2 separate regions of the Homo sapiens genome follow, and region 2 is linked to region 1. Evidence: chromatin loops called from intact Hi-C (ENCODE). Cell type or tissue: heart right ventricle. All regions are shown on one strand. Each heading gives the region's core, and the rest is flanking DNA. Links, peaks and the distances in the headings are about the cores only. Region 1 holds the start of LOC107987042 (phosphatidylinositol 4,5-bisphosphate 5-phosphatase A-like). Region 2 overlaps KANK1 (KN motif and ankyrin repeat domains 1).

Region 1 (12,644 bases), core at 1,927-9,926:
GCTTGTCCAAAGTGCTTAGACAAGTGTTGGTGCAGGACTCTATGAGGGTGGCCGTCTCGGTGTTGGTGAACTGGTGCACCTGTTCCAAATCTGTGCTAGTGTCCTGGTCTGCAGTACGAGGCACTGCCATGACGGCAGCTTCCACCTGGCTAACAGCCTCAGTGTTCACGCCCCGGGAGGCGCACTCCTTTGGAGAGCAGACGGTCACGTCAACAGAACAATCTCCACAACCGATAGACCGCACTTCTTTGAGATTCAAGTTTGTCTTGAGGAGTGTGAGGTCGTTCACAGACTCCTCTGTGTTGCTGCCTGTTTCGCAGACGCTGACTTCCACACTCACACTCTTGTCACACATTTCCACAGACCTCCCAGCACATCGGTCATGCATTTCCACCCTCTCCTTAACAATCCACCAATTCATAGGCAGCTCAGGCCCTACGACTTTATTCTTACATTCAGGCTGGCAGGAGATGCCTACACTGTTTGTTTCCACGGAGGTCCCAACACACGTGTCCACCAGGTCCATGTGACTGCCGACCATTTGGTCTCTGGTCTGCACCACTGCCTCCACCACCTTACTGAAAACAAGCGGCTGGGCCATCGTGGCTTTGTCAACCTTTTTCCTCGATCCAGCAGCCTGCAGCTCTTGTTTCAGTTTAGTCATCTCCCGGTCATGGGTGGTTTCTCTAAGCTGTACTTCTAGGCGATAGATCTTTTCCTTCAAGGATTCTATGGTCTGCTGTTGCAGCTCAATTTCTTTGTCAGCTTCAGTCATCACTCCAAGCATGGCCTCTGTCACGCTGACCCCACAATTTCTCATCTCAACAAGTGTCCCTACAGCTGCATCCTTACAGGACCTGGAGCCTCTGTGGTACACGACGATGTCGTTCATGTTCTCCTCGGCACCCACAGCCACAGACCGGCACTCTCCATTCTCCCTGAGCTCTGAGGAGGCCTCACAGCTGCTGTCCTGGATCTTCTGCTCCAGGGCTTGCATGTCTGCTGTAAGTTGCCGGAACTCCTTTATCCTCTGCGTGCTCTGTTCTACGGTCTCCATTTCTTCCTCCTCATAGTCAATGTATAATTCCCCGCCACTTCTTCGGGCCCGGGAGAGCTGTTCCAGCTGGGAGGCGTTCCCCGCACTATAGGACCGCTTCCTCACACCACAGACATTGATCTGGGATGCAGCCCTTTGGTTTTTCAGCTGTGAGACCAACTGCCTTTTCTCTTCTTGCAAGACAGAGATCTTTACCTGGAGCACAGGGATGGTTCGCACCTGCTCCTCCAGCTCCTTCAGGCGTTTCAGAGCAATGGCCATCTGCTCGCGGATGTGCTGCAGGTGCATGGGGCTCACGTTGGTCACTGGGGTGGAGATCCCTGAGCTCAGGGGGCTGTGGCGGATGGAGCTCCCCATGGAGGAAGTGGTGGGAGCAGCTGGGGCATAGCTACCATAATCCCCATTACCTTGGTATCCATTCTGAAGCTGGTGCTTGGCAGGATTGTGGTTTCCAGAACCCACAAAAGAAGGGAGGGAGCTTGTGGTGCCCATGCCTCCAAAACTGGCCAGCCTGGGCCTTCTGAACTCACCCGGTGTCATCTGCATGGTGGCTCTCTCCTGTTCCAGTCTTCTCCGGGTCTCCATCAGTGTCTTGGTGACATGAAGGTTATGCTTTGGGAGTTGTGGTGAGGGAGGTGGCAGCTGTCGATTTTCTGGGATGGTAAGAAAAGGGAGTGAGGTCTCCAGAGGGGGAGGTGGCTTTGAGATTGGAGTTGATGTAACTTGACTTCTGGCTATGAGGAAGTTGGGGCACTGCTTGTTGTCATCACTGTTGGAGGATGAGAGGGATTCAGTGGAAGTCCATATACCTTGCTGACCAGATGTGGTCCTGGGTTCTGGGCATGGCACGGACGGCTTCCGCCTCTTCTGGATGTTCAGTCTTTTGATGGTATTTCCCTTCTGTATGTCATCCACATATTTGAGGAAATCTAAGTCTAGTTGATAACCATAGGGGGTCTCCACAAAGTAAGGGTCTTTCTGTTCCTTGTCCTGGTCTCCACTGAGAATATCACCTGCTTTTCCTAGAAGAGGGAGAAAAGAATATTATAATGACATGCAATACACCTAATGGTAAAAACTAATATTTGTGTTTGTTGCAGTACAGCAAGCTGGTATGATTTTAAGAGTTGACACACCTATGTTTTGAACCTGGATCTACAACAGCTGGGTAAGCAAGTTTTTTTTGTTTTTTTTTGTTTTTTTTTTTTTTGAGACAGGTCATTCTGTCACCCAGGCTGGAGCTGCAATGGCATGATCTCGGTTCACTGCAGCCTCCGTCTCCTGGGATCAAGCAATTCTCCTACCTCAGCCTCCTGAGTTGCTGGGATTACAGGGGTGCACCACCACGCCTGGCTAATTTTTACACTTTTAGTAGAGACAGGGTTTCACCATGTTGGCCAGGCTGGTCTCGAACTCCTGACCTTAGGTGATCCACCCAACCTGGCCTCCCAAAGTGCTGGGATTACAGGCGTGAGCCACTGCGCCCGGCTTGGGTAAGCAAGTTAATAAACCTCTCTTAACTTCAGTTTCTCCCTGAGTAAAAATGGAGATGCAAATATTTAACTCACAGGCTTAAAAACAATGTAATGAGATAATGATTGTATTATTTTTTAAAACTGTATGTTAGATTCAGGGAGTACATGTGCAGGCTTGTTACAAGGATATATTGTGTAATGATGAGCTTTGAGCTTCTAGTGTACACATCACCCAAATAGTGCACACCGTACTCAATAGGTAATTTTTCAACCCTCACTCCCCTCTTTCCCCACTTTTGTAGTCTAAAATGTCTACTATTTCCATCTTTTTCCATCTTTATGTCCATCAGTACTCAGAGATAATGATTAAGAGACAAGCACATAGTAAGTCCTTACTAAATATTTTTAAAAGAATTCATTATAAAAGACACGAAAGGCTGGGCACGGTGCTCACTCCTGTAATCCCAGCACTTTGGGAGGCCAAGGCGGGTGGATCACCTGAGGTCAAGAGTTTGAGACCAGCCTGGCCAACACGTGGTAAAACCTCGTCCCTACTAAAAATAAAAAATTGGCTGGGCATGGTGGCAGGCGCCTGTAATCCCAGTTACTTGGGAGGCTGAGGCAGGAGAATTGCTTGAATCCAGGAGGTGGAGGTTGCAGTGAGGCGAGGTCACACCATTGCATTCTAGCCTGGGCAACAGAGCAAAAACTCCGTCTCAATTAAAAAAAAAAAAAAAAAAGACATGAAAGCATTGTCCAGTAGATAATTTCATTGGTCATCTACAGTCTCTTGGAATATAGACAGCAGACATTAAGATTCCTGTTTTTCAAAGTGTTATCTGAGGCACACAAAAAAACTAAAAGTCAGTAGCAGACAGACAAAGTCAGCAGCATAACCAGGAGGCCTGGGATGAGATGTCCCTGCTGCTGTCTTTTGCAGACTGGGCTGCCTTTCTAAATGGAGGTCAAGGGCACTCAGCTCCTGACTACCTCCATGGGCTTACAATTTGCCTTGGCACCTCCCCGGCTGAGAAAGCTGGGGCATGGGATATTTAGTGATTAACTCTGGCAGCATGAGTAGAAGCACACAGAGGAAAGACTTCAACTCTATTTTGTGTTTTCCACTTCTCAGTTTCTCTCCTCATTTAAAAACAAAACCAAACCCTGTCTTAACTGTAGGAAGAGTTTTCTCCGTGTTGACTCCTTTTGGACAAAACATTCCCTATCCCAGGAACACCTTGTTTTGTATTGTCATGAGTTCAAACAGATGCAAAGAATGAAGATAAGGGCAAAACCTACATACTCCAACCACTGGATCATGTGGCACTCAGTAAATACTACTTAAGGCTAAACCAGACATTTAAAAGAGGAAACACAAGAACCTTTCAAAGCGCAGACCTTGTCGCTGACCTGGGCTATGCATTTCAAACTTAAAAGCAAGGTCATTTTTATTTTTTTAAATTGTAGGATCAGGTCATGTGTTGTTTTCCCAGAGCCACGCTAATAAGCTGCGCATTTTTAGAGCTATGGAAAGAACTCAAAAGCAATGAGTGAAAATGTAAGCCATCAGTCTCCCTGCCCTCTCCTGAGTATACAAACCCACTTGACTGCTGTCCAGTTTGAAGTAACTTCCAGCAAACCTGGTTGCTGTCTGCCCTCCCAACCCCCAGCACTGCCGAACATTTACACCCGACAGTGTGAATGCTGTGAAGAACACTTCTGCTTCCATCTGCCCGCTTTCTTCCCAAATGTTGGAAAGAAAGTACAAAAATAAGATTGCCAAGCAGAGGAATAAAAAGGACGTATATTCCTTACGTCCCAATTTAAAACAATATTAAATTGCTCTAGCTGTTCGATTCTAACACGTGTGGGAAGTGAATTCTATGTGAAAGAAGTGCCCAGCAGCAGTCATGCTCTAGCCTAAGAATGGGAGGGCTGGTCGGGAGGGCTGTGCCTGGAAACTTGTGCTCGTGTTAAAAGAACGTAGCTGTCCTTCTCTCTTTCCCTTTTAACTTTCATCTCCACATGGAGAAGGTGATCACTCAAAATATGCAGCCAGACCTGTCTCCAGTACTGTCTGAAATTCCATTAACAGGAGAGAAGCTGCAGCAGCCAGACCTGTCTCCAGGACTGTCTGAAATTCCATTAACAGGAGAGAAGCTGCAGCAGCCAGACCTGTCTCCAGGACTGTCTGAAATTCCATTAACAGGAGAGAAGCTGCAGCAGCCAGACCTGTCTCCAGGACTGTCTGAAACTCCATTAACAGGAGAGAAGCTGCAGCAGCCAGACCTGTCTCCAGGACTGTCTGAAACTCCATTAACAGGAGAGAAGCTGCAGCAGCCAGACCTGTCTCCAGGAATGTCTGAAACTCCATTAACAGGAGAGAAGCTGCAGCAGCCAGACCTGTCTCCAGGACTGTCTGAAACTCCATTAACAGGAGAGAAGCTGCAGCAGCCAGACCTGTCTCCAGGACTGTCTGAAACTCCATTAACAGGAGAGAAGCTGCAGCAGCCAGACCTGTCTCCAGGACTGTCTGAAACTCCATTAACAGGAGAGAAGCTGCAGCAGCCAGACCTGTCTCCAGGAATGTCTGAAACTCCATTAACAGGAGAGAAGCTGCAGCAGCCAGACCTGTCTCCAGGACTGTCTGAAACTCCATTAACAGGAGAGAAGCTGCAGCAGCCAGACCTGTCTCCAGGACTGTCTGAAACTCCATTAACAGGAGAGAAGCTGCAGCAGCCAGACCTGTCTCCAGGAATGTCTGAAACTCCATTAACAGGAGAGAAGCTGCAGCAGCCAGACCTGTCTCCAGGACTGTCTGAAACTCCATTAACAGGAGAGAAGCTGCAGCAGCCAGACCTGTCTCCAGGACTGTCTGAAACTCCATTAACAGGAGAGAAGCTGCAGCTTGGCTGTCAGGCAGGCTGATCCGGGCCTCCCGGGATGTGTGTGTGGGAGCCGGCGGGTCTAAGCTGGACTCCCGTAGGCCTGCGGTGGAGTGAAGCGGCCCAGCAGTGCGCACCTTCCCGGCCGGCCCCCCTCGCCCAGGCCCCCCGGAATTCGGCCAGCGGTGGCCGCCCCACGCCGCTCGCAGCTCACCTACCACGTGGCGCCCGCCGCGCTCCCCGCCAGCCCGCGCTGCCCCGCACAGCTCGCTCCAGCTCAGCCGGACCCGGCCTCGGGCGCCCTCGATCCTCACCCCGTGAGGAGAAGTTTCAACATTCGTGTAAACTTGGCCGGCCACGCTCGGATGCCATAGGCTGAGCTTTCACCGGCGAGGTCTCCCTCCGGCTGCAGTGACACCACCCCCGCCGCACTCAGCTGTTCCGCATTCCCTGTTTTCTTAATGAAAACAGGAAACCGGTATCTTCTGAAAATGTGTGTTCTTCACTCCCGCTTTGCCAGCTGATTTTTAAATAAAGCTAGCACTTTAAGCATCTCTACAGAGAGGCTCTGTTTTTCCTATACTAGTCACTGCTTCATGAAAGAGTCTGTGTCCTCCTGCCCAGCCCTCGGTCACCTGAGGAGGTGCAGAGGCACAATCAGCCCCACTGTTCTCTGCGGGTTCTCAGGATCCGGGCAGCACTCACTGGTTCCAGAGCACTGCCTGACTCTTCTCAGCCCTGGGCTTATGACACGTGGCAAGTAGTTATCCTTTATCATTAATTTCAACTGAGCCTTTGCCACTGATGAAAAGTTCTTCTTAAAAAATGAAAGAAAAACAAACCTTTTTCCAGATACGAAAGTAGTACATGCTTGTAAAACATTAAAAAAAAAAAAAAGCCACATACAGATAATTTAAAGAACGTAAAAAAAGGGCACTCAGATCCTACCATCAAGTGGCAAGCGTTAATATTTTGGTGTAACTCCTACTTTTTCTATACTTTTCCCACTTAAGGATTTTCAGTAGGAAAGATGAACTGACTCAACATCAGTATTTAAAACACAACAAAACTTATCACAGTTTTTACCAAAACCTAACTGGTCCATCTTTAGTTATTTCTTTAGTTCACCTTGTAGAAATCACAAAAAGCATGTATCACGTTGTATTACCCCCAAATGAACTTTGGACTTCTGGGAATCAGAAGAGGTTAGAATTTAACTAAGTTAGGCTTGCTTATTTCCTAATACTGCTCAAACCAGGCTACCCAAAGGACTTGTAATTCAAGTTTCATTCTCCAGCAAGTAAAAAAGTAAGATGTGTTTTCAAGGTGTCATTTTCACAAACAATTGTCCATGGTAAAAATTATTCTACAATAAAACTACCCGGTGTCATTATTTTTTTAATATCCTGTTTTCTAGTGTATGTTTACATACATCAACATAAATTAGGCACTTATGAGTCCCTGATTTATTTCCCAACTTTAACAAGACGAAAACACTTTTTTGTCTTTTGTACCAGACTATAAGCACCCAGAGAGCAAAAAACTTAATTAAAAAAAATTTTTTTTGGAGAGCACGCTGGCTCATGCCTGTAATCCCAGCACTTTGGGAGACCGAGGAGGGTGGATCACTTGAAGGTCAGGAGCTCGAGACCAACCTGGCCAACATGGTGAAACCCCATCTCCACTAAAAATATAAAAAATTACCCAAGCATAGTGGCGGGCACCTGTAATCCCAGCTACTTGGGAGGCTGAGGCAGGAGAATCGCTTGAACCTGGGAGGTGAAGGTTGCAGTGAGCCAAGATCACACACATTGCACTCCAGCCTGGGCAACAAGAGCAAAACTTCATCTCCGCCCCCACCCCCCCAAAAAAAATATACATTTTTTTTTTCATTGCTTCCTCTCCCAACCACACACCAATTATCAACATGCTGGGAAGAAAGGAGATGTCTGACAACGTTTACTGAAGGAATAAATAACTGAATATATAGTATAACATAATAAACTTGCTAGAGTGCAGTGGCGCCATCTTGGCTCACTGCAACCTCCACCTCCCTGGTTCAAGGGATTCTCCTGCCTCGTCCTCCCGAGGAGCTGGGATTACAGGCGTGTGCCACCACGCCCAGCTACTTTTTGTATTTTTAGTAGAGATGGGGTTTCACTATGTTGGCCAGGCTGGTCTCAAACTCCTGACCTCAGGTAATCTGCCTGCCTCGGCCTCCCAAAGTGCTGGGATTACAGCTGTGAGCCACTGTGCCTGGCCAACAGAATAAGATAATAAACTTTGAAAAACATCTTGATGCTCTGAAGACAGAAGTTGTTCGTTAAATATTAGTGTTAAGGACATTTCTTCCATGATATTGTTTCAGTTGTTATCTTTAGGTTGTGGAATTATAGATGATTTTTATTCTTTATATTTTATAATTTTTACAACACGTGGGTATTGCTCTTTTTTTTTTTTTTTTTTTTTTTTTGAGACAGGGTCCGACTCTGTTGCCCAGGCTGGAGTGACGTGGTGCGATCATGGCTCACTATAGTCTCTATCTCCTGGGCTCAAGTGATCCTCCCGCCTCAGCTTCCTGAGTAGCTGGGAACTATAGGTATGTAGCACCACGCCTGGCTAATTTTAATTTTTTAAAATTATTTTTAATAGAGATGAGTTCTTGCTATTTTGCTCAGGCTGGTCTTGAACTCCTGGCCTCAAGCAATCCTCCCACCTCAGCCTCTCAACATGCTGGAATTACAGGTGTAAGCCACTATACCTGGCCTGGGCATTTGTCTTAAAATATATTACAAGAAGTCTCTGTTTGGAAGGCAAATGGAATTGACTGCAATAAAATGAGAAAGTTCACTTGGGAGGTGAATGAATAGGGGTGGCCATGGCAAAGACAGCTTGATGTTCTTTAGTATGCATTATCCCCTCCTTCCACACTAATAGGGGCAAATAAAAGTCTGTAAGCAGAAGTGTCATGTAGTATACCCCAGGAACCTCCATTAAGAAACACAGAAATAATCCTTTCACCTATGTTCTTCTTTGTGCCTTCCTCCATCCTGCTGCCTGGAATGCAGATGTGATGACTAGAACACTAGTGTAACTTTGAAACATGAGTTCATATCTAGGGGTGGAGGAACGATGTACTAGAAGGAACTTGGGCCTCAAAGGACTTTGTGGATCAGAGCTACTATAACATTTCTAAAAAGCCTACCTCTATACTTTTAAGTGAAAAAGATATAAAGGTCTATTTTGTTTTAGCTATCGTTTGTTTTGGGTCTTGTTTACTTGGAGTTACACTGAATTCTAACAGGTACTACAGTTCTTCCCCCTTTCCCTCTCAAAAATTAAGACTAGATCTTAAAAAGGAGAAAGACGCTAAATTATTAACTGGAAAAGTGTTACAATAAAACTTAAATTATTAATTCAGGATCAAGAGGAAGTATAAAAACAACAGTTTTGGCCGGGCACAGTGGCTCACGCCTGTAATCCCAGCACTTTGGGAGGCCGAGGTGGGCAGATTGCCTGAGGTCAGGAGTTCAAGACCAGTCTGTCCAACATGGTGAAACCAGGTCTCTACTAAAAATGCAAAAAATTTAGCTGGGCATGGTGGTGTGCACCTGTAATCCCAGCTATTCAGGAGGCTGAGGCAGGGGAATTGCTTGAACCAGAGAGGTGGAGGTTGCAGTGTGTCAAGATCACGCCACTGCATTCCAGCCTGGGTGACAGAGCAAGACTCCGTCTCAAAAAAAAAAGAGCAGTTTAAAAAAAAAAATCTACCTGGGTTATAAAGAGACTCTTAACTAAGCCTTTTTGGACTAACAGAACTATGCCTGCTTTTGCACAGTCAAAATTCCACTGGCTATATCTGCAACTGAAATCCTGAGAGTAATAGCTTCCAACTAAATATTCTGGAATTGGAGGGCTGTCCCTGGTGTTTACAAAAATTTTTTGAATGTCTGGAAATCCAGTGGTGGAGACTGCTCCTGGCACCACCTCTACTTTCATTATATAAACATTTATTGAAAGCTTAATTGGCTACAGAAAATGGTCCTATTCAGTGGAAGGAGTAAGAGGAAAAATTTTTAAGAAATAAAATCAGATATAGTCTAGCTGAGAGATGACTACCAAACACCCTTAACACTAATTGAGATCAGTGACAAAGGCATATATCAACAATGCAGGCCATGAGTGGAGACTCATGCCTGTAATCCCAGCACTTTGGGAGGCCAGGGTGGGCAGTTCACTTGAGATCAGGAGTTCGAGACCAGCCTGGCCAACATGGTGAAACCCTGTCTCTACTGAAAATACAAAAATTAGCTGGGTGTGGTGGCACATGCCTGTAAACCCAGCTACTTGGGAGGCTGAGGCAGGAGAATCGCTTGAACCTGGGAGGCGGAGGCTACAGTGAACCGAGATTGCACCACCGCATTCCAGCCTGGGCAACAGAGAGAGACTCCGTCTGAAAAAACCCCAAAAAACAACAACCCCGCCCCCACTCCAAAAAACCAAAACACAATGCAGTATGAAAGTATGTAAACTAGTGATCAAAACAGAACCGAGTTAACGAGAGATGAGTTCTGAAGACAAGGTAAATGACCAGAGTAAAAAGGTGAAGAGCCAGGACAGAACCTGTTGGTGCTGCTGAAGGAATGCCAAGGTTAGACAAGGGGAAGAAGATGAGTACAGGAGAGGCCACCAATCTCACATCCTGGAGCAGGGCAAGTTTTTCCACTGAAACTAGGGGCTAAAAGGCATCAACAAAGATCGTCTTGACAATTGTGCGTGCGTGAGACTGACGTAGGGAAAGAGGCTACATTCAATAGGACCAGTTAAAATGTTATAATACCCAGTGGGAAGTGCAGACCGAATAAAACATTTATTCACACATTCGACTTACATTTATAATTGATATTGATAATAAAGGCACATGAATTAATTTCTGCTTTCTGTCTCTGTCTCTCTTTCTCTATCTCTCTAGTTTTCTATGGATCTTCACTTACTATTTACCATGCACTGTTCTCGGAGCTGGGGGCACCGAACAAAATGGACAAAGTCTCTGTTCTCACAAGGCTCACAGTCTAGTGGGGATGGGGTGCATAGAAAAGTAATTAAAGGCAGAAGTGAAGCAAACAGCTACATGACAGCTGGCATTGCCAGAATTTATACCAGCGTCTCAAGGTAAGTGGATGGCCTGCTAACTAACACTGGGCTCCATGTTGTCTTAGGTTGGCATCATCTCTGAGCCAACTCACTCCTAGACACCAAGGGTCACAGAGTCCATTTCCTCCCTCTCGCTCCCAACTAAGTTTGCACACTCTGCAATTTGGGGTAACCAAACACCAATGCAACGGCATCGATTAAAGAAAACTCTCCAAGTTCAGACCAAATTCCTCTGTGTTCAGAGAAAAGGTGAAATCAACAAACTGATGGCAAGTCTGCTCCTTATTTATATATTCATCTCCTATAAAACTTAGTGCTCTGTGAGAGGGGCCCAATTTACTGCCTCAAGAACAGTGAGAAATTTGCTTGCAATTCTTCTGCATTAACAAAGTGAAATGGAGTTATGGATATTTCAAAAATCATTTCATCTAGATTCATAAAGTACTATATGATTTTAACTTTTAATGAAACTAAACTTGCTGTCCAAATAATACATGGTTTTGAAAGACATAAAAATTAACGTACTCACCAGGAAGAAGATTAGATCGCAGGAAACTAGTCGAGTACTAACCTGCTTGCAGTGATTCTCAACTGGAGGTAATTTTTCTTTTAAACCAACCAAACGAGGCATGGAGGTGATTTTGCCCCCGCGAAGGGACATTTGGCAATGCCTGAAGATATTTATTGTTGTCGCTGCTTGGGGTGCTACCCGAATCTAGTGTGTAGAGGCCAGAGCTGCTGCACACATTTTGCCATGCACAAGACAGGCCCTCCTTCCCCCAACAAAGAATTATCTAGCTCATAATGTCAGTAGCGCTGAGGCTGAGAAAGCCTGTGCTGGGGACAGCGAGAAGAATAAAAATTCACAGATAGCAACTGAAATTTTGGCCATATAATCTGTATTCTTCCATTGGGCGCGGAGGCTCATGCCTGTAATCCCAGCACTTTGGGAGGCCAAGGCGGCTGGATCACCTGAGGTGGGGAGTTCGAGACCAACATGGAGAAACCCCACCTCTACTAAAAATACAAAATTAGCCCAGCATGGTGGTGCATGCCTGTAATCCCAGGTACTTGCGAGGCTGAGGCAGGAAAATTGCTTGAACCTGTGAGGCAGAGGTTGTGGTGAGCCAAGATCATGACATTGCACTCCAGCCTGGGCAAGAGTGAAACTCCATTTCAAAAAAAAATCTGTAGTCTTCAAGTCTTTCATTTCCTATTGGGGCCAATAACACTACGCTCAAGTGCTCAAGTGATAAAAAATGCCACTTTTGAGTAAAGAAAAGCATTCAATACTTTCTACATACTCTACCACAATGAGCCATTCTTTAATATGAGCAAAAAGCACTGGGGTGAAATAATGTGTCCTGTGGACTTTAAAACGGAGGAGACTTTGATATTATTACTTTATCTATTAATTAGGACACACTGACTTCTTTGTTCTGATTTCACTGCTGCACACTCTAGGCCCAGTTACTGACTGACGGTGCTGTGAAAAATAATTACACCCCTGTGCCACAACTTTCACACACTATTTATGTGTTTTTCTTCGCCAGATACCACACCTGACTGTTGAAACTGAAGAACTTTGCTAATTCCCATTAATGTTATTGTCCCCTCTCACATGAAGCATGAAGATTTTGCTTGAAGAGCTGAGTCAGTCCTAGAGAAGTACATAATTATCACAGATTTCCACATTTAAAAGCCCCAGAGTGTAAGCATCCTGCTGTTCAAAGCAGTCAAAAAGATCCCACGTCAGCAGGAAAGCAAACCAGTAGGATGAACTCAGGAAGAGAGGCAAGTTCTCATGAAGCTAATTACTCAGAGTATGAGAGTAATTAAGTTAGCACATCAACTTTTCCAGGAGTGGAAAGTGTTCTAAGAAGACAGCGAAGTACAACAGCGTCCTTCTGAACGGGTTTAGCAGGTGGTATCTCCTGATGACACTGTTAGCACTAAGCTCTTTGAGACCCAGCAGCTTCGCTACCTGTATCAAATTTGTGTGAGGAACACCATTTGTTAGAGAACACACAATAAAAAGGGTAGCAATATGAGTGTTCCTCCTTCTGGTTTAAA
Region 2 (12,644 bases), core at 1,614-9,613, 52 kb after region 1:
TCACCTCGCTATTGGGAAGGGGGCCTCTCTAAAACTCTGCACCTGGTCAGGTTATAGACACCAGGGGATCTTTCTTTGACCACCAAAGGCTCCCTTCCAGTGGTAGAGTTGCTGTTGCTGCCTTACCCCATCCTCTCCTCTTAGATTCACCGAGGATTGTTCGGGTGGTGACAGTCTCTTAGGGCAGGGAACTCTGCAGAGGGAGAGCGGAGGAGCTTCTGGCCAGACGTAGTTGTCTATGATCTTAGGGGTCTAGGTGTGGCTGAAACATGACAGTATTGCTTTGTTTCAGACTTGACACTGCCAGGCGCCTACTGCTTGACCTCTGTTTAAATGAGGGACTTCAAGACTAGACAGCATGGCTCTTTCAAGTTTACTGCATGAAGGAATTACACTAGGTCAAGTTAAAAGCAGACCACAAATGGTTACATTATACAAAGCTGTGAGGTTTTTAAACTTGTGACAAGGGACAGAAAGGAAATTCTACTCATTGCAAGGAAAACCTCATTCAAGCTTCAGCGAGCCACAGCAGTTAAAACCCATGAACATTTAGCTGGTTGTCCTTAGCCATTCCAATCTCTAAGAGGAACTGGCACATGTTCTTGTGCTGGTCACCCTGTAGCTGAATGACCTCCATATTCTGGATGCTCAATTACAGTATCATTGCAGGCAAATTTCTTTTTAAATGCCTTCATTGGTTTCTTTTTATCATAATCATCAGCAGTCCCTTGGACAGTAGTAAGGGTCTTCCTGCCATTTCTCTGTTGGATGAATTCTTATATGGATATAATCCTCAGTGCCAGCAGGACAGGTATCACCCTTACTTGTATCAGCAAAGGGGTGGAAAGAGTGGAGGTTCTGGACTGTGGACATACGATTGTTTTTCCTCAGTGGAAATGGCTGCAAAAGCGGGCGGTGGCGGGAGAAGGGGGAGATGAGTCCTTGGCAGTGGCGGCTCAGTGACTCGGGCCTCTTCAGATTCTTAACGTTAAAACACTAGTGCTTGATACGGTTTGGATTTGTGTCCCCACCCAAATCTTATGAGTTATAATCCTCCGTGCTGGAAGAGGGGCCTGGTGGGAAGTGATTAGATCATGGGGGCGGACTTCCCCCGAGAACTGGTTGTTTGAAAGTGCATAGCATTACCTTCTTCCCTCTTTTTCTCCTGCTCCCACCACATAGGACGTGCCACCTTCCCCTTCGCCATCCACCATGACTGTAAGTTTCCTGACGCTTCCCAGCCATGCTTCTTTACAGCCTGTGGAACTGTGAGTCGATTAAGCCTTTTTTCTTTATAAATTACCCAGTCTCAGGTAGTTCTTCATAGCAGTACAAGAACAGACTAATACAGTTCTCAAAGTGGGTTCCCAGAACAGCAGCATCAGCATTATTTTCTGGGAACTTATTAGAAATCCAAATTTTGGGGCCCATCCCAGACCTACTGAAGCAGGAACTCTGGGTTTGGGGCCCTGCAATCTGCATTTTGATAACCCGCTAGGTGACCCTGAGGTAGGCCAAAAGTTCTCAAAATCCCTATCTTCAAAGATGGGTTAACTGGGAAAAAAATTATGCCCTAAGGCTCCAAGAGCCAAGAATATCCTCTAATTTTAAGAAAATGATACCTAGGGATTTAGAAAACATCCCCCAGGAAGCCTAACTTTGTTTCACTCATTTATTCAAAAATATTGACTGAGAACTCAGCATGTAATAGGCACAGTGCTGGGCACTACAGTGGTGAACAAAATAAACTCAGTTCTTGCCTTTTTGAGGCTTATAGGCACGAACTATATGTGCACAAACAAAAAAAGTTATAAACGTATTATGCTAAATGCTACGAAGGAGAAAAAAACAGGTGTTGAGTGAGAATAACAGAGGTACCCTTCCTTAGGACTGAAGTTGAGGGTATGCAGATGTATAGGAATGGGTGGTCCTTAAGGGTCTTTCCACGGAAACAACATTGAAACTAAGACCTGAAGGATAAGTAGGAGTTAACTAGGGGAAAGGTGGAAGGTAAAAATGGTCCCAGGAACAGCATACAGCCCAGAAATAGACCCACACAGATGTGCCTATGCGATTTTTGACAAAGGCATTTCAGAAAAGAAAAACTCTTTCAGAAAAGGAAGGAAAGTCTTTTCAACAAACAGTGCTACAGCAATCTGGTATCTATAGTCAAAATAATGAATCTTCTTAACCGTCTGTCTTATACAAAAGTTAATTCCAAATGAATCTTAAATCTAAAATTAAAAAAAAAACTATAAAACTTAAGAAAACCTAGAAGATCTTTAAGACCTAGGGCTTAGAGAGGTCTAGACATAATACCAAAAGTAAGAGCCATAGAAATAAAAATTGACAATGCGGTCTTCATCAAAATTACAATCTTTTTTTTTCTTTAAAAGGTCTGGAGGCTCGGGGCCAGAAAGAGCTCCATATATTTCAGCTACTGAGTTTTTAAGAGAGGGAAAGAGTAGGTTGGGCTGAAGTGAGAGGTAAGCAGAGGCTAGGTTATGAGATTTGCTTAGTCCTGTTGGTCATAGTAGGAAGACTAGGTTTTCTTCTAAGTTAAAAGTCATTGATGGGTTTAAGCGGATGAGTAAAATAAAATAAATGATCTTATTTTTAAGTGTTTTGTTTATGCATAGGCTTCTTACTATCTTTAAAGAGAGGCAGCTCTGGGCTTTGTTTATCATCACGGGGAAAGGACACTGGACATTCCAGGAATAGTTTATTTAGATTTCACATAGAGGATTTCACATTGAAGATATAACCAACCCTTCCATTTAAAAAATACATGTATTTTTTCCACTGTTTAAAGCAGAATGGAACTGGGTATGGTGGTTCATGCCTGTAGTCCCAGTACTTGTGAGGCTGAGACAGGAGTTCGAGGCTGTAGTGAGCTATGATTGCACCTGTGAAGAGCCACTGCATTCCAGCCTGGGCAATTTAGGGAGAGCCTATACCACCCCCACACCACCACCACCAAGAAAACAGAAAGGCTCATGCCAAATGGAAATTTCCCATATTTTCTTGTGTTTTATTAAGAACATAAAAGTTCCTAACTTAAGCTTTACAGAGGTCAACTGTCTGACCTAGAAGGGGCTTTACAATTTGCTGCCTGATAAAAGCTCTCACAATGTTAAATTTATGTTACCAACGCAGCATACGCACCTCACCTGAAAATGGTTATGGGAAAAGCTGTAACCAGAGACTGAATTTGGAGTTTAAAAAGGCAGAACCAAATCAAAACCACAGTATCACCTCATACTCATTAGGATGGCCACTATTAAAAAAAAACAAGAACAAACAACAACAAAAAAACAAAGCATCGGTAGCATGTAGAGAAACTGGAACCCTACATTGGTGAGAGTTGTTGGTGAAACTGTAAAATGGTGCAGCTGCTACAGAAAACAGTATAGAGGTTCCTCAAAAAAATAAGAAATAGAACTACCATGAGATTCAAGAACCCTACTTCTGGGTATATGCCCAAAAGAACTAAAAACAGGAACTCGAAGAGACATTTGCATCCCCATGTTCACTACAGAATTATTCACAATGACCAACATGCAGAAGCAACCTAAAAGTCCATTAACAGATGAATGCCTAAGGAAAATGTGGTATATGCATACAATGGACTATTATCTAGCCTACAAAAAAGGAAATTCTATCACATGCTACAACATGAATAGAATGGAAACTTGAAGACACTATGCTAAGTGAAATAAGCCAATCACAAAAAGCCAAATTTCTATGACACATACATGTAATTAAAGTCATAGAAACAGAAAGTAGAAAGGTTGGTGCCAGCGGCTGGCACAGGGGGAAACAGAGTTGTTTGATGAGCACAGCATTTTAGTCATGTGAAATGGAAAAGTTCTAGAGATCTGTCATGGCATTGTGCATACAGTTAACAATAATGAAGTGTACACTTAAACATTCAGAGGGCAAATCTATGCTATGTGTTTTTCACCACAATAAAAAAAAAGGAAAAAAGTAGAAGTAGCATTTACGGTGCTCCAGTCACACTAAAGGTCAAGCTGCCTTATGTTGCTATCCTTTAGTGGAAATAAACCTCACTTAAGCTTTTCCCTTTTTAATACAGGAGACTCAGAACATTCTCTGCTTTTTTATTGTCACAGGCTCTCCTGCTAGGACAAGCACATCCCTTTAGTGATTCTTCAAGAGTTCTGCTGACGTTCACCTACCCACGCTAGACAGGCAAATATTCAGGCACCGGGAGGGAGTAGGGGCATCTGCCATGGAGATGTCCTTTAAAAATGGGAAATGACTGAAAAAGCCTGATCCCATTCTGTTGAGGAATGCCTTGGAGAATAGCAGTATGGTCACAGACTGACCAATGACAGGCCACACCCAGGAGACAGAGCCTTGTCCCCTGGTCAGCATGAGGTAGAGGCAAAAGGGAAGACCACTGGCTCAGCCCCACCCATTTCCCAAGGACACTTTCATAGCCTCTAATTCAAATATCAACCACTTCTGCCATGTTCAGCTGAGAAAATTCAACAAGCCAGGGGAAACAGATTCCACAGACGGGACTTAAACTCTTTCCTCCTCACGCGAAGGTCTTGTCTCTCCCTCTCTCCTTCTGAACAGGCTCTGACAGCAAGGTCTCAACTCCACCACGCTGGGAAAGGCGCCAGACTGTGGGACCTGCCAGATAAAAGGCTTCACCCCTAACCCAGGCCTGAAAGGTTGGGCTCAAGCCAGAGACACAGGATGAAGCCATGTCCCAAGAAGACTGGCTCCCAGAGCCTGCGGTCTGACAGCAAGAAAGTGCCAAAAGTGACTAGCTCCTGCAACGAGGCTCTGGGGCATTACTAAACTTTCAGCCTCTTAGGGCAGTAACCCCTAAAGGGCAGGGTCTGAGGCAAGGAGGAAGCCAGAAGGCAAGATCCTCAAACTCCGTGAATCCTGGGACTCAGTTACAAAGGGGAAAGGCCTGTTACTACATGTGTCATACTAAAGCAAAATTAATTTACAAACATTTGATTGAAACTCTGAGTAAGCAGGTAGGGAGAAGCAAAAACAAAACGTTTTAGCCATCAAGGGAAGGGAAATAGTCATTAATGGCAAAATATTTATTGTTTCTAAGGTATCTGAAATCTCAATGACATTGCTTTTATTTGTTCTATACTACGTAAAAATATATAAAAACTGTGTGTTGATAAGCACTTACATAGGTCAACACTTTCTAACCACCTCACTACTCAAAGTGTAGACCCCTGGGCAATCTTAGCAGCATCTGCCTGACTTGATTTAAAAAAGCAGCATTTTGGGCCCTACCCTAGACCTACAGAATCAATCTGCATTCCAGCAAGACCCCCAGGTGATTTGTATGCACACTGAAGTGGAAGGAGCACTGGTTTAACCTTTATTTTTCCTCATCAAGTCTTAAGCTTCCTAACCCATTACCTTTTATCTGGAGCAACCTACAGTAATGGTTCACAATCTTGGATTTTTTTTTTTTTTTTTTTTTAGACAGAATTTTGCTCTTGTTTCCCAGGCTGGAGTGCAATGGAGTGATCTCCACTCACCGCAACCTCTGCCTCCCGGGTTCAAGCGATTCTCCTGCCTCAGCCTCCCGAGTAGCTGGGATTACAAGCGTGTGCCATCATGCCCGACTAATTTCTTGTATTTTTAGTAGAGACGAGGTTTCACCACGTTAGCCAGGCTGGTCCCGAGCTCCTGACCGCAGGTGATCCACTCGCCTTGGCCTCCTAGAGTGCTGGGGTTACAGGCGTGAGCTACCACGCCCGGCTGGATGATTATTAGAATTACTGTCTAGGTCTCATCAAAGACCAATTGAACTAATCTCTGGGGGTGAGACCTGAGCAGAAGTATATTTCAAAGCTCCTCCAGGAGATTCCAACTGCTACATTTGAGAGTTATTGGTCTATTCCAGTGGTTCTCAAAACGTGTTCCGAGATCAGCAGCATCACCATCACTAGGGAACTTGAACTTGGCAGAAAACCACATTTCTTTTTCCTTCCTCCCTTTATCTCTCTCTCTCTCTCTCTCTCTCTCTCTCTCTCACACACACACACACAAATGCATATTGTGACTATGCTTATTAAAAAGGAACTCAGTAAAACTTGAGGAAATTCTCAGAAAGCAGGTATTCTGGTATCTCTTTCAAACAATATATTGGTACCTGAAACAAAAATATTTATGTCTTAGAAGGGTGACTTAAAATTCATTTAAAAATGTGGATGCTGCTAGGTGCTCATGGGCTCATAGGGTCAAAGCAGACAATGGATGAGAAACGATTGAGTGGTAAATATATTACATTGTCCCTTCTGGTTGAGTTAGTGTTTGAAAAAAAAAATTCTATTGTCCTGTGAGTGGTTTGCAAACAAGTGACACTCTATGGGGCTTACCTGATAGCAAGAGAATAGTAGTTCCTCCAGATCTGGTAATATACTATTCCAAGATTCTCCCAGAGATTTTGATTCAGTGAGTCTGACATGGTGTTAAAATTTACATTTCTAACAAACATTCTCAACTGATTCTTGTCTTCAGCAAAATTTGGAAAACACCCTGCCTTCTAAGACTGTTATTCTCTGGGCCACTGTTTCTCAAAGTCTGGCCGTGGACCAGTGATGTCAGCATCACCTGAGGACTTATTAGAAATGCTTGGGCCCCACAACGGGCTACTGAATCAGAGACTCTTCAGGTAAGTCCAGTCATCAGTGTGTTAACTGCTGCATGTGGTCATTTTCAAAACTTACATCTTTTAAGTAAAAACGATCTGCTCTTATTCAAATACCTAATTTCTGGTAAGAAGCCACTCAATTTCAGCCTCAGTTTGTGTCTTTCATGTGGAAGCATGAAAGGGCATAATGAACAGTCTTTGGCTGTAACCAGGAAGTATCCATGTGGAAAGGAACAGGGTGGCACACTCTGCAAAAAATGAAAGCAGTTGTGCTAGTGTGATGGGAGCTTTAAAAAGTATTACATAATTTTACTTTTATTGGAATGACAATCTAACAGCAACTGTAAACACAAAGACAACACTAAGTATCCAATGTGATGAGGCTTGTTCATCTTCCTAGTTGCTATCCTCTCCTTCTTTTTTATTTGAAGAAAACATATCTGCAACAAAGGTATGAAAACCAAACCAGATCACAGTTCTGTTACCTCCAAATGCAAAAGAACTGCTTGAAAACAGGGGAGCACAAGACAAAGGACATTCAGAACCCAGGGACAGGCTTTACAGGGCTCTTGAAACCTCCGAAATCAAATGCAAAGTTTTGTGGTTTTCAGCAAACTTGCATCGTTCAAGGGAAAGGTTTTGCAGCCTTTATTAAATATCCAAAAGAGGCCAGACCCAAGGAAAGTCAATAACCTCTGAATTTCCATGTATCTCACTGAATGCAGATCTGAACAAAAGTCCTATTAATTTAATCTTCTCTTATATGACAAAAAAAATTCTCTTACCTGGAAACCTTTTGCTCTGGCCTTAAAAACTGCTTGTGAGAACTGGAGACTCATCCACCAGAGCAGAGCTTGGAGACAAGCAAAGTAGTAGCACTAGAGAGACCACGAGCCTGGGAACCGCATTTTCATTTCCAGTTGGCCTCGAACTACCTCTGGGACTCTGGGAACGTTACTTAAATGCTCTGGGCCTCAGACTCTTCATGTCCAGACTAGGACAGCCCTAATGACACTTCCAGGCCTGACAGACATTCTATGATTATGCTCTTCTAAATCCTGGGCCCAAAGGGAACACAAGGCTTCCTTGAGCTGACGTTGCTAAATAAAGTTAAGGCCATATGGGATGCTGTGTATGAGTCAGCAGGACACAGGTCTTGCCTCACAGGACCCAGCTGTGCGCAGAAAGCTTCTCTGGCACAGTGAGGACTATTCAGAGAATTCCCACCGCCAACGCCGGAACAGATGCTGAAACACCTGGGCTCTGTGTTCTCCTCTAACTCAGCTCCCAGGGTGGCTACTTTTTCCCCATCCCTTCCAAATTAAGTTTTCTATTCCCTCTCCATGTACTAGTACTAAATATTCAACAATAAAGAAATGCATGACAGAGAAAGTAAAAAATCAGCCGTAATTCTACTACTATCAACGCTTTGGTGTATTGCTTCCCAGTTCTTTCTTGTGGTTTTATAAGCATGTATGTACCTATACATTCTTCCCAAATGTTCCTTTGTAACTTTTAACTTCATATTATAGTCATCTTCCTAAGATAACAACCACATCTCTCTTTTATGGCTGCATAGTATTCCCCTTTCATCTTTGTCTCATTTGACCTTCCTTTATTGTTGAATATTTAGATTGTTTCTTCACACTGCAAACACTTTATTTTACTTTTGAGACACAGTTTCGCTCTTGTCGCCCAGGCTGGAGTGCAATGGCACGATCTCGGCTCACTGCAAACTCTGCCTACCAGATTCAAGTGATTCTCTTGCCTCAGCCTCCTGAGTAGCTGGGATTACAGGTGCAGACCACTATGTCTGGCTAATTTTTTTGTATTTTTAGTAGATACGGGGTTTCACCATGTTGGCCAGGCTGGTCTCGAACTCCTGACCTCAGATGATCCACCCGCCTTAGCCTCCCAAAGTGCTGGGATTACAGGAGTAAACCGTCGCACCTGGCCCACACTGCAAACACTCTGATGAATGTACTTCTACATATAGCTTTCTGTACCTGTCCAATAATTCCAAACACATATTTGCAATAATTAATTATAAATGGGTAAATTACAAGAAATGAATCTGTGAGATGAAGAAAATAGGGCCTACACATTCTAATGGATAATGTCAGGTTGTCCTTCAAAAAGCAGGTATTAATTTATATTCTCTCCAAAATGTTATAGCAGGGCTAATGAAACTAGATTCCATTCCTAAATTTATTGCTTTGAACATAGTAAACACATCCTCAAAACAATGTTTCAAAAATCCCAGTATACTATTAATTTTAATATAGCAACTTTAGTTTTTTATCATGGGATTCTACATTTATTTTTCATTTCTGGCTCAGAGCAATTTATATTTTATAAAACTCAACCTCTGTATATCATACAAACATTATCTATGTTGGTAAATTTGTAGATAATTTTTGAAATTCTCTCATCCACAAGTCTAAGAACTGAAAATCCCTAACTCACTTAGAGCATTTCATTATCCACTACATTATATGGAGCCTGATGTGTAAAACAATTAATCAAAATAGAGATGTGAATGAACTCCAGACTTCTGTCCTAAGACTGAAGACATCATTGTGTTGAGAGAACAGGCTGAGTATGGAACAGAGTTGGAGCCAAGGTAACTTGTGGAACGAACAAGCATTCCTTTATCCTTTCAACAGAGGATGTATCCAATGCATGGTACTTACACATACACCCAACACATGCAGATGCTTAGGGAAAATGCCAGTAAGTCACAGAAGAAAGTTCTAGCTATTCCTGCCACTGTTAGGCCACGTTTCCTAAATTAGTATGATGGAAGCAGAAATTAACACAGCCAACTCTGTATTATATAAAAAGACAGAAAATTTTTCAGGAATTTTGAAGCAATGAAACAAACTAGATTTTCTTAAAAGGAAGAGAACAAAGAATATAAAGAAAAATATAAAATGCACATGTATTAACACACCACTTGTTTTGGAGGTGCTCTTACAGAAATAAAACCCCATTCCTAAGGACATATGTATGATTTTTAGTGTTGTATGACCATAAAATTCTTAGTCGCTATGCTTTAACAATTGAAGGGGTTCCGAAAACTGTCCCGATTCCAAATTCCTCCTTTCACAGATGAGGACTTTTTGTGAAATAGCAGAGGTTAAATAGCCAGAATATAGTCACACAAACTAGTTAGTGGTGGCCCTGTTGCTTTATTTAGAGGTGGAAAGAGAAGGCACATAACATCTTTTTTTCCTTTGACAGAAGCAGGAGGAAATGCAACTCTCCTTTGTGCATTTCTTCTCATTTCCTATTTTCTTAGTCTTCCAGCCCTTCCCTCCACTTCTTTCCTTGTAGCCTTTAATAGATGTAAAATAAGCCGTTACTGGAATTACAAATCCATGGACTGCAACATTTCTTTATTCATTTCATTAGCAGGAACATTGGGCCTCTGTTAGGGATACCTTAAGACTGGTAAAGAGACCGGGGACAATACTTAAGCTTTACAAGTCTGGGTGGTCCCTCTCACCCTAACCTCTAGCTAAAACACAGCTCCTCCTGCCAGTTGAGGGTCTGGTGTGTGCCACTCTCATCTGCATATTTCACAACAGGGATATGCAGAGTCACAGCCCACTGAAGCACACACTTCCTGACAACCTGCTACTCAAGTCATGGCCTGTGGTCCAGCAGCACCAGCATGCTCTACAGCTAGTTAGAAATGCAGAATCTTAGGCCCCCATCCTAGACCCAGGAGTAAGAATCTACATAACAAGAGTCTCACATTAAAGTGTGAGAAGCACTGTTTTAACAGAGATCTTTAAGCCACTTTCCCTTGCTGGAGAGTAAAAGAGGAATCGCACTAAAAATGTTCCATTCCCCTGATTTGTCTTTATTTCCTGATCTTTTACTTTCACTTTGCAAGAATTAAATAATATACATTCTTTGGCTCTAATAAGCACAGAGGCCAATCCCAAACTCCAATACAGCTGCCAACAGAGAAAGGTAGATTTATGTATTTGATTTTAACTCAGCATAATTTGCAATGAATTTGCAAGCTGCCCTGCAATGAAAATATTGGGATTGCATATTAATAAAACAGTAAAGTAATCCCTCCACCTTTATACAAATTTCATATTAATGCTGGCAGTAGGGACAGTTTTATTCTATTATATTGGGGATTGCAAGCAGTCTTACGAAGTAGCACCTTTCCCTCTGCTCAGAAAAACACAGGACTGCAGAATTTTCTCTCTAGGCTTTTGAACCTTTCAATCCTCTTTTCTCATTCTAAAAGGGCAACGGGGATGACGCAGAGAAGCTGCAATGTAGAGCCATCCTTTCAAGCTGCATCGCAACTGTCATCCCATGGGTCACACCAAAGGAGGTGCATATGTGGGCAGGGGGACAAAAGCATTTTACACCTCCCTGGTTGGCTGCCATGGGTGAATGATGGTCAAAAACGAGATCAGTACCAGCTTAACACATAGCTCACAGTGAATGAAAACCTTGATGGGCCTTTAAGAAGGAATGCCAGTCTTCAAGCCCCAACAAGCCATGCTATGGTGAAAACTACTGAAGTGTCAAAGCTACTGTTCTGTGCCACAGTGAACAAACACATGCTTTCGTTTTAACAGCTCATTAGGAAACCTGCTATAGTGTGTAGCTATAATCAGGCACTACTTACTTACATCTGTAAGCTGCATTCCAAGATATTACTGGACCAAATCCACACTCTGTAAATCAGCTCAGCTCAGTGACTGAAGTCAGTTATCACACATCTGTACAATTTCACTAATTTGCTGGCTCTTCATTTAATTTTCTTCTATGCTTTGAGCCAGGGTGACCAGATAAGGTGAGGTCCAAATTGGGACGCTTTCGAGGGTGTTAAAATGTTAAGTAGATGGGATGTAGGGACAAGAGACATAAACCAGGACAGGCAAACTGGGACATATAATCTCCCTACCTGTAAAGAACTAATGGGAAAGAAACAGAGGTGGAGAGGGAATAGCAATAAATAGAAATACTGGAAGACTGCTATGAAGACACTCTAGAAACCAACTATACAACACGTATCTTACATATATCCTTATATGCCAGGAGACTTAATATATTATCTTATTCACGAGATACAGTAAAAACATACCATGGGTACTAAGAAAGGCTGACAATAACGTCAGATGTCAGATGAAGCTGTGCTGTTCTCAGTGTCATCGCCACTTAGTATAAATGCCAACAAAATGATTTCTGGAATGAGAGTCTCCTAATAATACAAACATTCTCCCAGGAACTGCAATTGACATGCAAGTACATTGTTTTCCTCACTTTAACTAGAGTCTCATCCCTGGATTATCTACATGGTTTCAGAATAAAGAGTCTCCCAGCTTCTATTTTAAACCAAACATGACAACTGACATGTCCGCAGCTTTATAATTTTACAGTGTTTTCACATGCATTGTCTTAGATAAGCTTCAAAACAGCTTCATGAGATACTCTCCCCCGCAACAGATAAAGAAATTGAAGCTCAAAGACGTGAGCTCCCCTTGGCCTGCGATTCTGCAACCGCACTTATTACACTCTACCTTTGTTACTATCATGTTGCTCTTCCCCACTGGGCTTTAAGCTTTGCAAGTACGATGATGATGTCATTTTAATTTTCTGAGAGCCTCGCGCTCAGAGCCTAGGATACCCAATGTTCAAAATTATTTTTAATTATCATACTTCTTTTGCATGAATGGATAAATTTCATAAAAAAGGAATTGGTACATTTCTATGTCTGTGATGCCATTTAATGACCCAGAGGTGGCAAATCTTATACATATACGGCATAGTTTTTAAATATGTTGAGATGATCCTATTAAAGAAAGAAGAAAGAGAAACTAACTACTATGCAGTTAATACAAGTTAAAGGAAAAGAACTGGCCAGGCGTGGTGGCTCACGCCTGTAATCTCAGCACTTTGGGAGGCTGGGGCAGGCGGATCACAGGGTCAAGAGATTGAGACCATC

Evidence for each region. Peaks named below come from ENCODE experiments on the same cell type or tissue, not always from the same donor. Only the 100,000 strongest peaks of a DNase experiment are listed, where the experiment ranks them.
Region 2: it touches region 1 in a loop (1.8-fold over the local background); 14 of 110 quality-filtered maps call a loop at or near these places.

What each region holds. Positions count from the first base shown.
Region 1 is chr9:700,239-712,882 of GRCh38, reverse strand. KANK1 (KN motif and ankyrin repeat domains 1) reads right to left here. Exons shown (of 12, transcript NM_015158.5): 3 at 1-2,079. It overlaps LOC107987042 (phosphatidylinositol 4,5-bisphosphate 5-phosphatase A-like), which reads left to right and starts at 2,241. Exons shown (of 1, transcript XM_017015393.3): 1 at 2,241-5,975. The coding sequence starts at 4,558. The coding sequence ends at 5,460. In heart right ventricle, for the core only: no CTCF peak of the experiment used is centred there; a DNase peak (open chromatin) is centred at 5,772; H3K4me3 peaks cover 1,872 bases; H3K27ac peaks cover 5,949 bases.
Region 2 is chr9:648,215-660,858 of GRCh38, reverse strand. The region is part of intron 1 of KANK1 (KN motif and ankyrin repeat domains 1); the gene reads right to left. It also overlaps the pseudogene EIF1P1. Among named protein-coding and RNA genes, the nearest start is that of KANK1-AS1, 31 kb to the left of the region's middle. In heart right ventricle, for the core only: no CTCF peak of the experiment used is centred there; DNase peaks (open chromatin) are centred at 4,658 and 7,848; H3K27ac peaks cover 8,000 bases.